Regions from separate parts of the Homo sapiens genome. Here all the other regions are linked to region 2. A link is a contact called in ENCODE Hi-C or POLR2A ChIA-PET data. All regions are on one chromosome and are shown on one strand. The core of a region is the stretch at or near the end of the contact, and the rest is flanking DNA. Distances in the headings are between cores, read along the strand shown.

Region 1 (4,155 bases), core at 126-2,625, 1.2 Mb after region 2:
TTTTGGTCTGCATAGCTTCCAGGGCAGCTGACTTTCACTTTCACTTTTGGATCGGTGGTGCTAGAAGCCTCTGTGACTTTCCCTTTAACTCCGTAGCTGCCAGCACAGTTGGTTTATCTCGGCGTGAGCTGCGAGCATTCTACAATAAACTGCTAGGCAGGGCTGCGTACATTTAGCCATGAGTCAATATAAAGACTAGGTCTGAATGCCCTGGCTGTCCTCCGACCCTAGTCACCACCTTAAAACACACGGCCAATTTCTCTACAGTGCCTTCGGCCAGCCATCTGACACTAAAAGAGGGCTATTGTAATTCACAGTATGTCTTTAACTTTTGAACATCCAGTTTCATCCCACAATCACCTCTAAATCCTTTCTTTAAAATTTTTATCATGCACTCCAAAGGAGTTGGTTTTGACGCTTTCCCTCCCATTTCCTCCCTTGCGGCACACTCTCACTCTCACTCTCACTTTCACTCTCAGGTCCAGCAGACCCGGTCCTATTACAGGAGTTTCGGACACTGCTTAGCCAGGAAGGTGTCTTCCCCTGTCACAGCCTGCTACAGCTGCAAAGCTCGTCCTATCAGCTGTATGCAATGTCCTAGGTCTGATTTCCCCCCACACTCGCCTCAGAGCACACAGCCCGTGCTAAGGGATCTGTGCCTCCCCACGTCACTCCCTGCATTGGCCTCTCCCGAGACCATCGCTTTCACACACTTTCACACACCTTCCTTGCCCCAGGATTCCTCATTGGACGAAATGAGCCTCTCTCATGTCCCGGGTGAGTCTAGTTAGGCTCCCACTTTCACACACATACACCACTCCTACTGCAGGAGTCCTCATCGGATGGAATGAGCCTCTCTCATGACCTGGGTGAGCCTAGTTAGGCTCCCATATTCACACACATACACACACCACTCCCAGTTCCTGTCTCCAGATCCAGTGAACCACTTTCACTTTGTTAGTGGGGACATAAGCTTCATCCAAATTGGCAGGCCACTCCTGCTGCCCCCAGCCACTCTGGGTTGGATTAGTGGTCAGTCCCTGGGAGGTGATCAAGCTCCCCTTTGTCCCTATGGGACGGGCTTTCCTGCCTTGGGCCTATACTCCTTACCACAGTTCCTGAAGTGCTGGTATCGTCCTGCAGCCCCATCCTCGGTTCCATTGCGCTGCCAGGCAGGGTGCTGGGACGTGGGGAGAGCTGGTCTATATATCCGGGTGAAGCTCAGCTGTGGCACACCTTGGATGCCGGGTCTCTCCTGGCCCCGGGGACCTAGTATCGCAGGCAAAGGGGACAGTAAATCTGTCATCTCCAATCCTGATGAGCCCCCAGAAATGTATCGGGATATATAAGGAATCAGAGAGACCAAGGGATTGAGGAGGATATTTATTATTTAGGTGCACTGGTCCACTTGGATTAACATCCAAAGGACTGAGCCCCAAACAAAGAGTCAAGTTACCTTTTAAGCATTTCGTGGGTGGGGGAAGATTTGTGCAGGGGGAAGCGTATAACAGAAGCAAGAAACAAAGACAGTTATTCAATTGAGACATACATGACATCATTTCTTTTCAAGGAAAAACATGTTTTATGACTTGAGTTTATCTGTCTAGTGACCTTGCAGCTGCACAGCTAGAGAAATAGGGTCTTCATAATGCCTGGGAAAGGGAGAGATAAGGCTCACTAGCCACAGAAAACAGGCAGTTAATTTTTAAAGGACTCCGGCTCTTTCTCTTCCTCAGGGGGGAATTGGGTTTTCTTATATACAACTGAGTTTTTGCTTACACATTCTGTAATTTATTTTAATTCCTGTTCCATGCCAGCCACCTATGCTGCTGTTTTCCCCCTCCTTCCCCTTTCCCTAGGGAAGGGACTGGTGGCAGTGGGGCTATTCTTTCTTCCCCCAAGAAGAAAGGAAAGGGGGGTTCTGAATATTTTTCTTACTACTGGGAGTTTGTGTGAGGTTCAACGCCCCCCTCCCATGGGGATTCCTCACCTCTTTCTGAGGTTCAACCCGCCTCATGGGGATTTCTCACCTCTTTCTGAGGTTCAACACCCCTTCTATGGGGATTTCTCACCTATTTTTAACCTCCAAGACATCCCGACTAAGGAATAATCTACTGACCCTGCAGTTTCTCTCTCCTTGGTACGTCCTAACTAAGGAATGCTTTACCGTCCTGTGGCTTTTTTTTTTTTTTTTTTTTTAGTCCCGATCACCAAGGAAATACTTTATTGGCTCCCACAGCTTCTTCTTTCTTGGCCTGTGCACAAAGTTGTCGCCACAGTATGTGAGGATCCTTTAAGCTAGGTTGCTGGCCAGTTTCTTTTTTTTTTTTTTCTCTCTGTGTTGCTGAGAGTCTGGGTTTATTTGTCTCAATTTGTCATTCCTGAGGGCCCCTTCAATGAGGTAGGGGAGTGCACTCCCTCATGAGAGAGGACTGGAGACCACCCCTGGAGGAGAATGTATCCCCATACAGACTGCCACCAAATTGTTTGAAATGCTTGTTCCCCAGTGCCATAAAAAAATAGCACTTGAACATAGATTTATTTAGTGTGGCCATTTTTTTTTTTTACTTCCTGCAGAAAGGGTATACTCATCAGCAGTTTTGCCACGAGTGTACACCAAACAAAGGAGACAGCATCATTTATAACCTGCCGCATCCACCCTACTGCTGTATCCAGTTTCCATTGACTGGAACAGGACCTCACATTCTGTATTTGTCCCGACTGGCTAGCAATTTAGAACTTTTTAAAAGAGGCAAAGGTAGAGGAGAACAAAGGAAGGAGGAAGTAACTTGTGGAATGCTGAGAAAGGTAAAAACACTTTTAAATAAGGAAGAGGAACAGGCTATGACCTAATGCTTGCTTGGACCAGTATAAGCATGCCAGGGCAAATATTTAGGAGCACAGGTCTTTGAATAAATTTTGCTTCTAAGAGAAGTTACTATTTATTCCTAATTAGTTAGGGAGGAAAGTCTTTGAAGAGCAACCTCTACTTTACTTTTTACAGAATAAATGCAGGCAAAAAGAACATAAACTTTGCCATGGGCAGAATGTTATGGACAGAATGTTTCTGTTTCCCTGAAATTCATATTTGAAATCCTAACTCCCAATGGTATAGTATTAGGAGGTGCCTTTGGGAGGTAATTTAGGTGTGAAAGTTGATTATAAAAATTGAGTAATTCTTTTCATAACTAAATAAAACAGAGTGGAGAATCCAGTGGGAAAACATTCTGGGTACAAAGCATTGCTCCAAGAATGTAATTATCTGCAAGCCTGGCTGCTGAAACTGCCTGTTGTAACCAGAAACCAGTTTTATCTGTAGCTTCTGAAGTAGCTTACTGCAACTCTAGAACTAATGTTTGCTCACACTGTTGTCACGCAAAAATCGGAGCTTGCCAGCTCACCAAATCCTTACAAATATCAATGAACTTTCTCAAAAAGCAATATGTAAAACCTCTAACCTTCTCTTTGCTCTTTGGAGATACCGAAGACCACGTGTATGCCCTGAACTGCAATTCTTTCTTCCCAAATAAAACACTACATTTAGAGATTTGTGTCTGCATTTTTATTTTTACTTTGACATACTATTATAGGAGTTACTAAGAAATTCTTTTAGGCAGATAGGGAAAAAAAGGGGTCCTTGGGCAATTTTTGTTTCTTTTAAGGCAGCTCCAGAAACATTTCTTGTCTAGCAGGAAAGCGCTGGCTCTTAGAGCTGCCTGGCAAGCTTTGATGTGCGAATGCCAGCAATTAGAAACTGGGTCTACCCAATCATGGCAATTCCTGCCCTCTTCTTCCTGTTCTTGCCCCGACATGTGCCTGGTAACATGGCCGCCCCCACATATCCCCATGAGTATAGAACATCATGATGCCCTGCATTTGCATATTAAAAGGCTAGGGTAAGAGGGCCAAGTTTTTCATGGGCTACATGAGTGACATGCCTGATCAAACCAATCCCCTTAGCCCTATGCAAATCAAACACCACCTCCTACAGCCTCCTCATATAAGTGGCCACTTTTCTGCAGCACATGGGGTTTTCTCTTTGTTTAAATCCCTCCTCCCTCTGTCTCTACAAGGGAGCTGTTTTCTTCTTCCTTCTTTCTTGCTTATTAAACTCTCCTCTCCTTAAAACCACTCCACGTATGTCCAAGTCGTTTT
Region 2 (4,122 bases), core at 801-3,300:
TTGTTAATTATCCATACTAATTGGATTTCTTATACATAGTTTTATTATTGCCTATGTCACTCTCCACTATATTTGTTTACATGTCTGTCTTCTCTACTAGGTAACCAATTCAGAGGACAGGAATTGATTTTTGCCATTATAGTTTCAGTATCTAGCACAGTTTCTGCCATGTGTTATACACTTAATAAATACTTATTGAGGCTGGGCGCGGTGGCTCACGCCTGTAATCCCAGCACTTTGGGAGGCCGAGGTGGGTGGATCATGAGGTCAGGAGTTCGAGACCAGCCTGACGAACAATGGTGAAACCCTGTCTCTACTAAGAAAAATACAAAAATTAGCTGGGCATGGTGGCACTCACCTGTAATCCCAGCTGCTCAGGAGGCTGAAGCAGGAGAATCGCTTGAACCCGGGAGGCGGAGGTGCAGTGAGCCCAGGTGGAGTGATGATCGCGCCTCATCACTCCAGCCTGGGCGACAGAGCAAGACTCTGTCTGAAACAAAACAAAACAAAACACAACAAAAACTTATTGAACTGAAACATATATGTATGTGTCTGTGTGTATTTCTTTTTCTTTTCTTTTTGCCTTGGAAGAATGTGGAGAAACATCTGAAAAAGGAGCTGTTTTAAGATACCCAGTTTGTGATCATTTATTATGGCAGCCAAAGCAAATAAATACAGCATCAAGCTTATCAGAATCCACTTGCATCATGCTTGCTAATATCCCCATTGTCAAAGCTAGTCACAAGGCTAAGCCTGCTGTCACCATGAGAGGGGACTATACAAGGGCGTGCATTCTGAGAGGTGTGGTTCATTGGAGAAATCAAAGTAACAGTGTGCAGTGAGATTTATTAGATCATTTCATGTATCATAATAAAAGACATTGAATTTCTGATGAAGGATTTCGAATGTGGTAAAATAATTCAGTGGGAACCCAACGCAGTACCTTGAAAGAGAGTTACCTTGGGTCAAGTACAATAATTGGCACTCAGACCTGACACTTCCTTTTCAATAGACTAAATTCACCATGCAGCAATTATTGGAGCTAACAAAGTGTAATCTGTATTGGAAGAGAGTTATTGAAACCAGTATTTAAAAACATTATAGCAGAACTCTTCAAATAAATTCTTATATTAACACAGAAACAAGTATGGCAGAATACTCACGGTTATTTTATTTAAAGTTGGGTTTTTCGAGTACCCTCTATTTTCATGTATTTTGGGAAATTTTAGTAATGAAAGCAAATAGTGAAACAGAATTAAATATCCATTTTATAAAATACGACAAACAAGAGGAGAGCGGCTCTGAATTCCACCCCTGTGGAATTCAGGACTGCCATAGAGCGTATTTTCAAAACTGTTGATTTTGACAAGGCTGACTAGGAGATGCCCTAGAAGCCCCAGGTATGTGTTTCAGTATGATTCTGGCAACGCTGACTTAAAGCACTAAGTAGAATCAGTAGCCTACAGTGGATACTGCCCCATAAGGAGTGACGGGGGAAACGTTGCTGATTAAATAAATGGTCTTTTGAATTGGGCTGATGGTAGATGCTATAACTGAAGTTGCAAACCACACTGGGTTCGTTTGCTAGGGCTGCTGTAATAAATGACCACAAGCTGGGTATCTTAAAACAGCAGAAAGTTACTCTCTCACAGTTCCGGAGGCCAGAGGTCTGAGATCCGGGTGCTGGTGTGTCCGGAATCGGTGGGTTCTTGGTCTCACCGACTTCAAGAATGAAGCCGCGGACCCTCGCGTGAGTGTTACAGTTCTTAAAGGCGGCGTGTCCGGAGTTTGTTCCTTCTGATGTTCAGATGTGTTTGGAGTTTCTTCCTTCTGGTGGGTTCGTGGTCTCGCTGGCTTCAGGAGTGAAGCTGCAGACCTTCGCGGTGAGTGTTACAGCTCATAAAGGCAGTGTGAACCCAAAGAGTGAGCAGTAGCAAGAGTTATTGCAAAGAGCGAAAGGACAAAGCCTCCACAGTGTGGAAGGGGACCCGAGCGCGTTGCCACTGCTGGCTCGGGCAGCCTGCTTATATTCTCTTATCTGGCCCAACCCACATCCTGCTGATTGGTAGAGCCAATGGTCTGTTTTGACAGGGCGCTGATTGGTGCGTTTACAATCCCTGAGCTAGACACAAAGGTTCTCCACGTCCCCACCAAACTAGCTAGATACCGAGTGTCCACACAAAGGTTCTCCAAGTCCCCACCAGAGTAGCAAGATACAGAGTGTCCATTGGTGCATTCACAAACCCTGAGCTAGACACAGGGTGCTGATTGGTGTGTTTACAAACCTTGAGCTAGATACAGAGTGCCCATTGGTGTATTTACAATCCCTGAGCTACACATAAAGGTTCTCCACGTCCCCACCAGACTCAGGAGCCCAGCTGGCTTCACCCAGTGGATCCCCCACCGGGGCTGCAGGTGGAGCTGCCTGCCAGTGCGGTGCCGTGTGCCTGCACTCCTCAGCCCTTGGGTGGTCGATGGGACTGGGCTCCGCGGAGCAGGGGGTGGCGCTTGTCGGGGAGACTCCGGCTGCACAGGAGCCCACGGAGGTGGGGGAGGCTCAGGCATGGCGGGCTGCAGGTCCCGAGCCCTGCCCCGCGGGAAGGCAGCTAAAGCCTGGCGAGAAATTGAGCACAGCAGCTGCTGGCCCAGGTGATAAGCCCTTCACTGCTCGGGCTGGTGGGGCCGGCCTGCCGCTCCGAGTGCTGGGTCCGCCGAGCCCACGCCCACCCGGAACTCGCGCTGGCCCGGAAGCACCGCGCGCAGCCCCTGTTCCCGCCCGCGCCTCTCCCTCCACACCTCCCTGCAAGCTGAGGGAGCCGGCTCCGGCCTTGGCCAGCCCAGCAAGGGGCTCCCACAGTGCAGCGGTGGGCTAAAGGGCTCCTCAAGTGCCGCCAAAGTGGGAGCCCAGGCAGAGGAGGCGCCGAGAGCGAGCAGGGCTGTGAGGACTGCCAGCACGCTGTCACCTCTCACTGGCAGGGTTAGGTTTTTCTGGGGGCTGTGAGAGAGAAACCAGTCTGTGCGTCTCTTTGGCATTCCTGGGCATCCCTCCAGGCTCCGCCTGTGCTGTCACACTGAGTTCCCCCTGTGTGTCTGCTTTCTCCTCTTATAAGTGATATAGGAGTTAAGAAGAAATTATTTAGGCAGATAGTGAGGGTAAGGAAGTCCTCAGTAAGGTTTTCCTTTTAATGAAAAGCAGCCCTCAAATCGTTTTCTTTTCTTACAATGAGCAGCCTGTAAAATCAAGCTGCAGACATAGACAAGCAAGCTAGAAGCTTGCACGGGTGAATGCCAGCAGCTGTGCCAATAGGAAAAGGCCACCTGGGACTAGGCATGTCCAACTTCGTATACTTGGTCATCATTTCCTACATTCTCACACAGAAGAGAGCACTCAAAAAATAGTTTTGAGAATCATTTGCTAATGATTTAATACTATTATAAGGGAATAAAAGACTTTTCTTTTAAATGAGTGCTTAAAGGCGATTGGAAGCCCTGCTAAAGTTCAGGGGTGAATGCCTTATTATTTTTTTATATTTGGGGGCAAGGGCTTTCCAGTGAAGACTGGAAAACCTGCTAGACAGATTCTAAAAGAGCTGTAACACTGGGTGAATGCTGTAGAAGCACATAGTGTTAGTAAGGTGTGGGTCAGATACGGCTTTAGAGAATGTAGCAACTGAAAGCCCAGATGGGAAGCTCCGTAGGCAGCTGGATAAGCTAATATTTCTAAATAATATGTTCAGAGATTCGGACTGAATGCAATTGCAACCTTCTCCACCAGTCAGCAGTGAGTTCTGAAGTTACAGAAGTGTGATGAATTGCGGTCAATATGGGTTCTACCTTCACTTTGGAGTCAGTCAGTGACCTTAAAATACCTGCCCAGCTGAATTTTCTTAGAGTGCTTCATTTCCTGTGGGCCCTTTTACTCCAAATTCCAGATGATGGCTTTTAGTCTGTGGGGCCGCTTTAAGAGGCAGAAATCTGATCAGAACTACTAGAAGGCTGTGAAGGTGCTGCTGTGTGGACAGGCAGGGCAGAGTGCTCAAGGCTTTCCAATGCTCCTGCAATGGATCCTCCCTACCCAGCCCACAACCTGGCAGCTCAGGGGCCAACTGTTCTCTGTTGCTT
Region 3 (4,406 bases), core at 1,907-4,406, 1.0 Mb before region 2:
CGGGCAGAGACGCTCCTCACTTCCTAGATGGGATGGCAGCCGGGAAGAGGCGCTCCTCACTTCCTAGATGGGATGGCGGCCGGGCAGAGACGCTCCTCACTTCCAGATGGGGCAGCCAGGCAGAGGGGCTCCTCACGTCCCAGACGATGGGCAGCCAGGCAGAGACGCTCCTCACTTCCCAGATGGGGTGGCGGCCGGGCAGAGGCTGCACTCTCAGCACTTTGGGAGGCCAAGGCAGGCGGCTGGGAGGTGGAGGTTGTAGCGAGCCGAGATCACGCCACTGCACTCCAGCCTGGGCACCATTGAGCACTGAGTGAACCAGACTCAGTCTGCAATCCCGGCACCTCAGGAGGCCGAGGCTGGCGGATCACTCACGGTTAGGAGCTGGAGACCAGCCCGGCCAACACAGCGAAACCCCGTCTCCACCAAAAAAATACGAAAACCAGTCAGGCGTGGCGGTGCGTGCCTGCAATCGCAGGCACTCAGCAGGCTAAGGCAGGAGAATCAGGCAGGGAGGTTGCAGTGAGCCGAGATGGCAGCAGTATAGTCCAGCTTCGGCTCGGCATCAGAGGGAGATCGTGGAAAGAGAGGGAGCGGGAGCGGGAGCGGGAGAGGGAGAGGGCTGTTTCCACATATTTATTGTTAGTATGTAGAAAACCTTTCTTAGTAAAAGAAAGAAATGTACTCTTCGGTGAAGTAAACTTGTTTAGTGGTTTCCCCTTCACCTGCTGGGCAGGTAACAATCTATTTATTCTAACATTCAAGTACCTCCACAATGTGCCTCTGTATCTCTTAAATTTAACCTCATACCTAATTGCTAAATACCGATTTCTACTGCTACTGGGTTTACTCTTCTGTCACTTGAATACACCTTACTCATTATTCATTCCACCTCCATGTCTTGGCTCATTGCCATTTGCCCTCTGGAATCTTCCCTCCACTGGCTTCTTCACTGCAAACTAAATCTGAACTGTCCTTCAAGGATAAGGTCAAAACTCTTTATAAGGTGCCTTCCCTGATAATCCCAGCCTACATTGCTCCTTTTCTCCCCTGATGTTTTTTTTTGTTTGTTTGTTTTTTTTTTTTTTTTTGAGATGGAGTCTCACTCTGTTGCCAGGCTGGAGTCTGGAGTGCAGTGGTGCGATCTCGGCTCATTGCAACCTCCACCTCCCGGGTTCAAGTGATTCTTCTGCCTCAGCCTCCTGAGTAGCTGGGACTACAGGCGCCCACCACCACGCCTGGCTAATTTTTGTATTTTTAGTAGAGACGGGGTTTCACCATGTTGGCCAGGATGGTCTCGATCTCTTGACCTCATGATCCACCCGCCTCGGGCCTCCCAAAGTGCTGGGATTATAGGCTTAAGCCACCACGCCCGGCCCCCTGACTCTTTTAACCAATATTGTACATCACTCAATCATTGATTTCGTTTTTAATGAGCTTTAATATACGTCTTGTTTCCAGAAATAGATGAAATACCCTGAGAGACTTCTATGATAGCTATGATGGCACCACATCATACATTACACAAACTTAATTGTGTAACTGAGGAAAGGGGAGAAACGTTTCAAGCCATGTCAGTTAAAGCAAGGTTACTGGAACTTTGGCATGCAAAGGGGATACCATTAATTCTCATGAATCTTTCCTCCAGGCAAGATCCATGCTCTGTACCACTAGTAAAAGGACTATCTTCTTCTTCCTTCCTAAAAATCCCAACACCTCCAACAAAGGTCTACAGTTAGATTTTTAGGGGTTTCCTGGTAGAGCACAAATAATCCCAAGGAAGCTGCAGTAACACCTCCTGGCCACCAGAGGACAGGGAGCAGTGGGAGAGATTTGCTTCCCCTAGCAAAGTCTTCAAGAGGCCAGAGGCACAGGCTCAAAGTTGCTTCTCCATCTGTGGCCTTCAGGCTTTACCTACTACTGCCAGAGGTGCTAGGGTGCCTCCCATCTTCAAATGGGCTTTTTTTTTCCCTCCTATAAAAGATGGGCCAGAAGTTCCCAGGGCCATACCCCGCAACACTAACCTTCAATGATTACCAATCATAAGGAATGCCTTTAGTTGCAGGACTTAAAGGCAGAAAAGTAGTAACAGGGGTGTATTATCTTTCGAACCCACCCAAACCTGCTTATCAGTTCTTTTGCTAGTGGAAAAACGTGCTTTAGGCAGGGTGCACATGGATATCCCACAGCAAACAGTGCCTTTAGGGTCTAGTGTCCCAATCCGGCACATTGTAAATGGAATATTTGAAGAGTTAGATTATTCCTACACATAAATTCTGGCTCATGGAGCAGTCCACTCGCAGGGTGCTTTTCCGTCATTAATCACATCTTTGTTATGTGATATCCACGTGAGTACTTCTCAGTAGAAGCAGCTTCATGCTCAAATGCTCAAAGAACATTGGAATAAAGCTCCGATTGTCCTATTCAGTGATTCCAAGTCCTGGTTTGTCACCACCTCAGGTCTCTCGTTTTCCAAAGTGCATAATGTCATCTCAAAACAGACATTTTAATGAATTCAAATAATAAAATGCACGAGGTATGTGGAGTTAAATCAACAAGGGTTTTGTACCTCTCAAGAGGCGGTTAACCCCTGGTCTTATTTAAAGATGTTTCTGCGCTGCCTCCTGTAGAAAACATTTTTAAAGAAAATGTAGGCTGCTTATCCTTGTATTTGTAAATATAAGCAAAGTAAAGTAATGTAGGAACATTTATGTGGGGGCTTTCAACCATAAACATATAGATAGCTGAATGCCTGACAACAGTAGTGTGATTTTTCTTGAAGTACCTGTAACTTCTCTCCTGAGAGATGGCAGAGCCTTGCCTTTTGCATTCGCCAGACTTTTTACAGAGCGAGTGTAATTCTCTCAAATCAGTGTTTGCGTTTTTTGACGTTGGTGAGGCAGCTGGAAACAGCTCAAGGAGGAGGGAAAGGTTCTGCGTCTGGGTGAGGGAGAAAACCCTCCGATACCTGTTGGGGCGCAGCACTGGAGGCGGACACCCCGGCCCGGGGGTCGGGGCCGCGAGCCCGGGGGTAGGGGGCGGGCGCGCGGGCGCGGGAGGAGGAGGAGGAGGAGGGAGAGGTGGGGGAGGAGGCCGCGGGGCCGCCTCCTCCGGCAGCTCCGGCTCCTCCCAGCGGCGCCCGCGGAACCTGCCTCAGAGTCGCCGGACTCTGGAAGGGAACATGACCTGACCCCTCCCCGAGCGGCCGGAACGAGGCGCGGAGCCGCGCTCCGGGCTCGGGCGGCCGCGGGATGGGCGAGCGCGCGGCCCCGCCCGGCGCCCACCGCCCTGCCCTCGCCTGTCTCCTCCTTTCCCCGGGGCTCCGCTGAGTTCATTCACTGGGATTGGTTTCAAGTGACGCCATCTCTTTATTTTTAAACCAATGACCTCATCCGCGCTTGAAGTTTCCTGACCAGCGACTCTTTCTCTTTCCCCCAACCCCCCACCCCACCCCCCCGCCTTTCCCCCTCTTTCTATGTATCAGTGTTTGGGGGGCTTTAATCAGTTTTTAAACGATTATTACCACCTCTCTCTCCCCCCCAACCCCCACTTTCACAACGCGGCCCCCCACCTTTACCTCCCTAAGTTCTTCATCTCTTTCGACATTTTTTTTGAAGGCTGATGGGGGGGAGGGTGGAAGAGAAAGAGTGAAGAAAAGTTGCGAGCGTCTCCTCTCTTCCTAAGCCTCCCGCCCCAACCCACCCCTCAGAGAAGGAGAAGATAATATACTGAAAAGAAGAGGAGGAGGAGAGCGACGGGACGGGACGCGAGCGGGAGCGCAGCCGCCCTCTCGGCTCCGCGGCGGCGCCTCGCAAGTCCGGGAGGCGAGGGGGGCCCGAGGGGAGACGCCGTGACAACTTTCGTTTCCCTCTGAGGGAATTGGGAGGTCGGCGGCCCCAAAAGTAAGTGGCCTTGGCGGGCCGCGCGGGGTGTGCGGGCGGGAGGGTGCGGGGCCCGGGGCGCCCTCCCGCCCGGCCGCATGGACGCTCCGCAGCGCGCCCCGACTCCCGGTGCCGGGCGCCGCGCTCCAGCCCCGCCGTCTCTGCCTTCCCGGGCGTACCGGCCACCCTTTCGGGAGGCGGCGTGGGGGCGACCGCGGCCGGGGGCCGCAGGAGCGTTTGAAGCGGGGGTGTAGGCCTGGCCGGAGGCTGGCCGGAGCGGGAAGGGGGCGTGCGGCCGGGCGCGGGGTCGCAGTGGGTGCGCTCCCGGCCGCTGCGCGGCGCTTGGACCGGGCCCCGCCGAGAGGAGCGGCCGCCGCGGGACGCGGCACCTTTGCGGGCGAAGCTGCTCACTTCCAGGCGCGACTGTTACACAACACGCCTGCCAAGTGGGGCCCTGGCCTGACTGTTCCCATTATCCCCAGTTCGCCTTTGGTGTAAGCAGCGAGGCCACCTGGGTGGTGACGG

The links. Hi-C counts contacts between places; a loop is a spot of excess contacts on that map. ChIA-PET counts read pairs that join two places held with the same protein, here RNA polymerase II (POLR2A). Pooled maps may share reads with other maps.
Region 1: a loop to region 2 is called in a map of naive thymus-derived CD4-positive, alpha-beta T cell, with 6 times the contacts of the local background. The contact joins the promoter of KLRK1-AS1 here to the promoter of LINC01252 in region 2. A Hi-C loop is called at or near these places in 1 of 168 maps with a recorded cell type or tissue (naive thymus-derived CD4-positive, alpha-beta T cell), 1 of 37 single-sample maps with no recorded cell type and 4 of 50 pooled maps. POLR2A ChIA-PET finds 5 or more read pairs at or near these places in 1 of 52 experiments (naive thymus-derived CD4-positive, alpha-beta T cell).
Region 3: a pooled map shows a loop between it and region 2 (4-fold over the local background). The contact joins the promoter of DUSP16 here to the promoter of LINC01252 in region 2. A Hi-C loop is called at or near these places in 4 of 50 pooled maps. POLR2A ChIA-PET finds 5 or more read pairs at or near these places in 2 of 52 experiments (GM12878 and naive thymus-derived CD4-positive, alpha-beta T cell).

Annotation. Positions count from the first base shown.
Region 1 is chr12:10,360,989-10,365,143 of GRCh38, reverse strand. It overlaps KLRK1-AS1 (KLRK1 antisense RNA 1), which reads right to left and starts at 1,375. Exons shown (of 4, transcript NR_120430.1): 1 at 1,111-1,375. It overlaps LINC02598 (long intergenic non-protein coding RNA 2598), which reads left to right and starts at 4,028. Exons shown (of 3, transcript NR_170218.1): 1 at 4,028-4,155. RefSeq lists enhancers at 325-394, 855-904, 3,677-4,155.
Region 2 is chr12:11,545,958-11,550,079 of GRCh38, reverse strand. LINC01252 (long intergenic non-protein coding RNA 1252) reads right to left here and starts at 2,050. Exons shown (of 8, transcript NR_033890.1): 1 at 1,720-2,050; 2 at 359-490. The region is part of intron 2 of LOC124902877 (a long non-coding RNA gene); the gene reads left to right. It also overlaps the pseudogene RNU7-60P.
Region 3 is chr12:12,561,613-12,566,018 of GRCh38, reverse strand. DUSP16 (dual specificity phosphatase 16) reads left to right here and starts at 3,156. Exons shown (of 7, transcript NM_030640.3): 1 at 3,156-3,902. RefSeq lists silencers at 2,847-3,356, 3,807-3,886, 3,917-4,036, 4,057-4,256.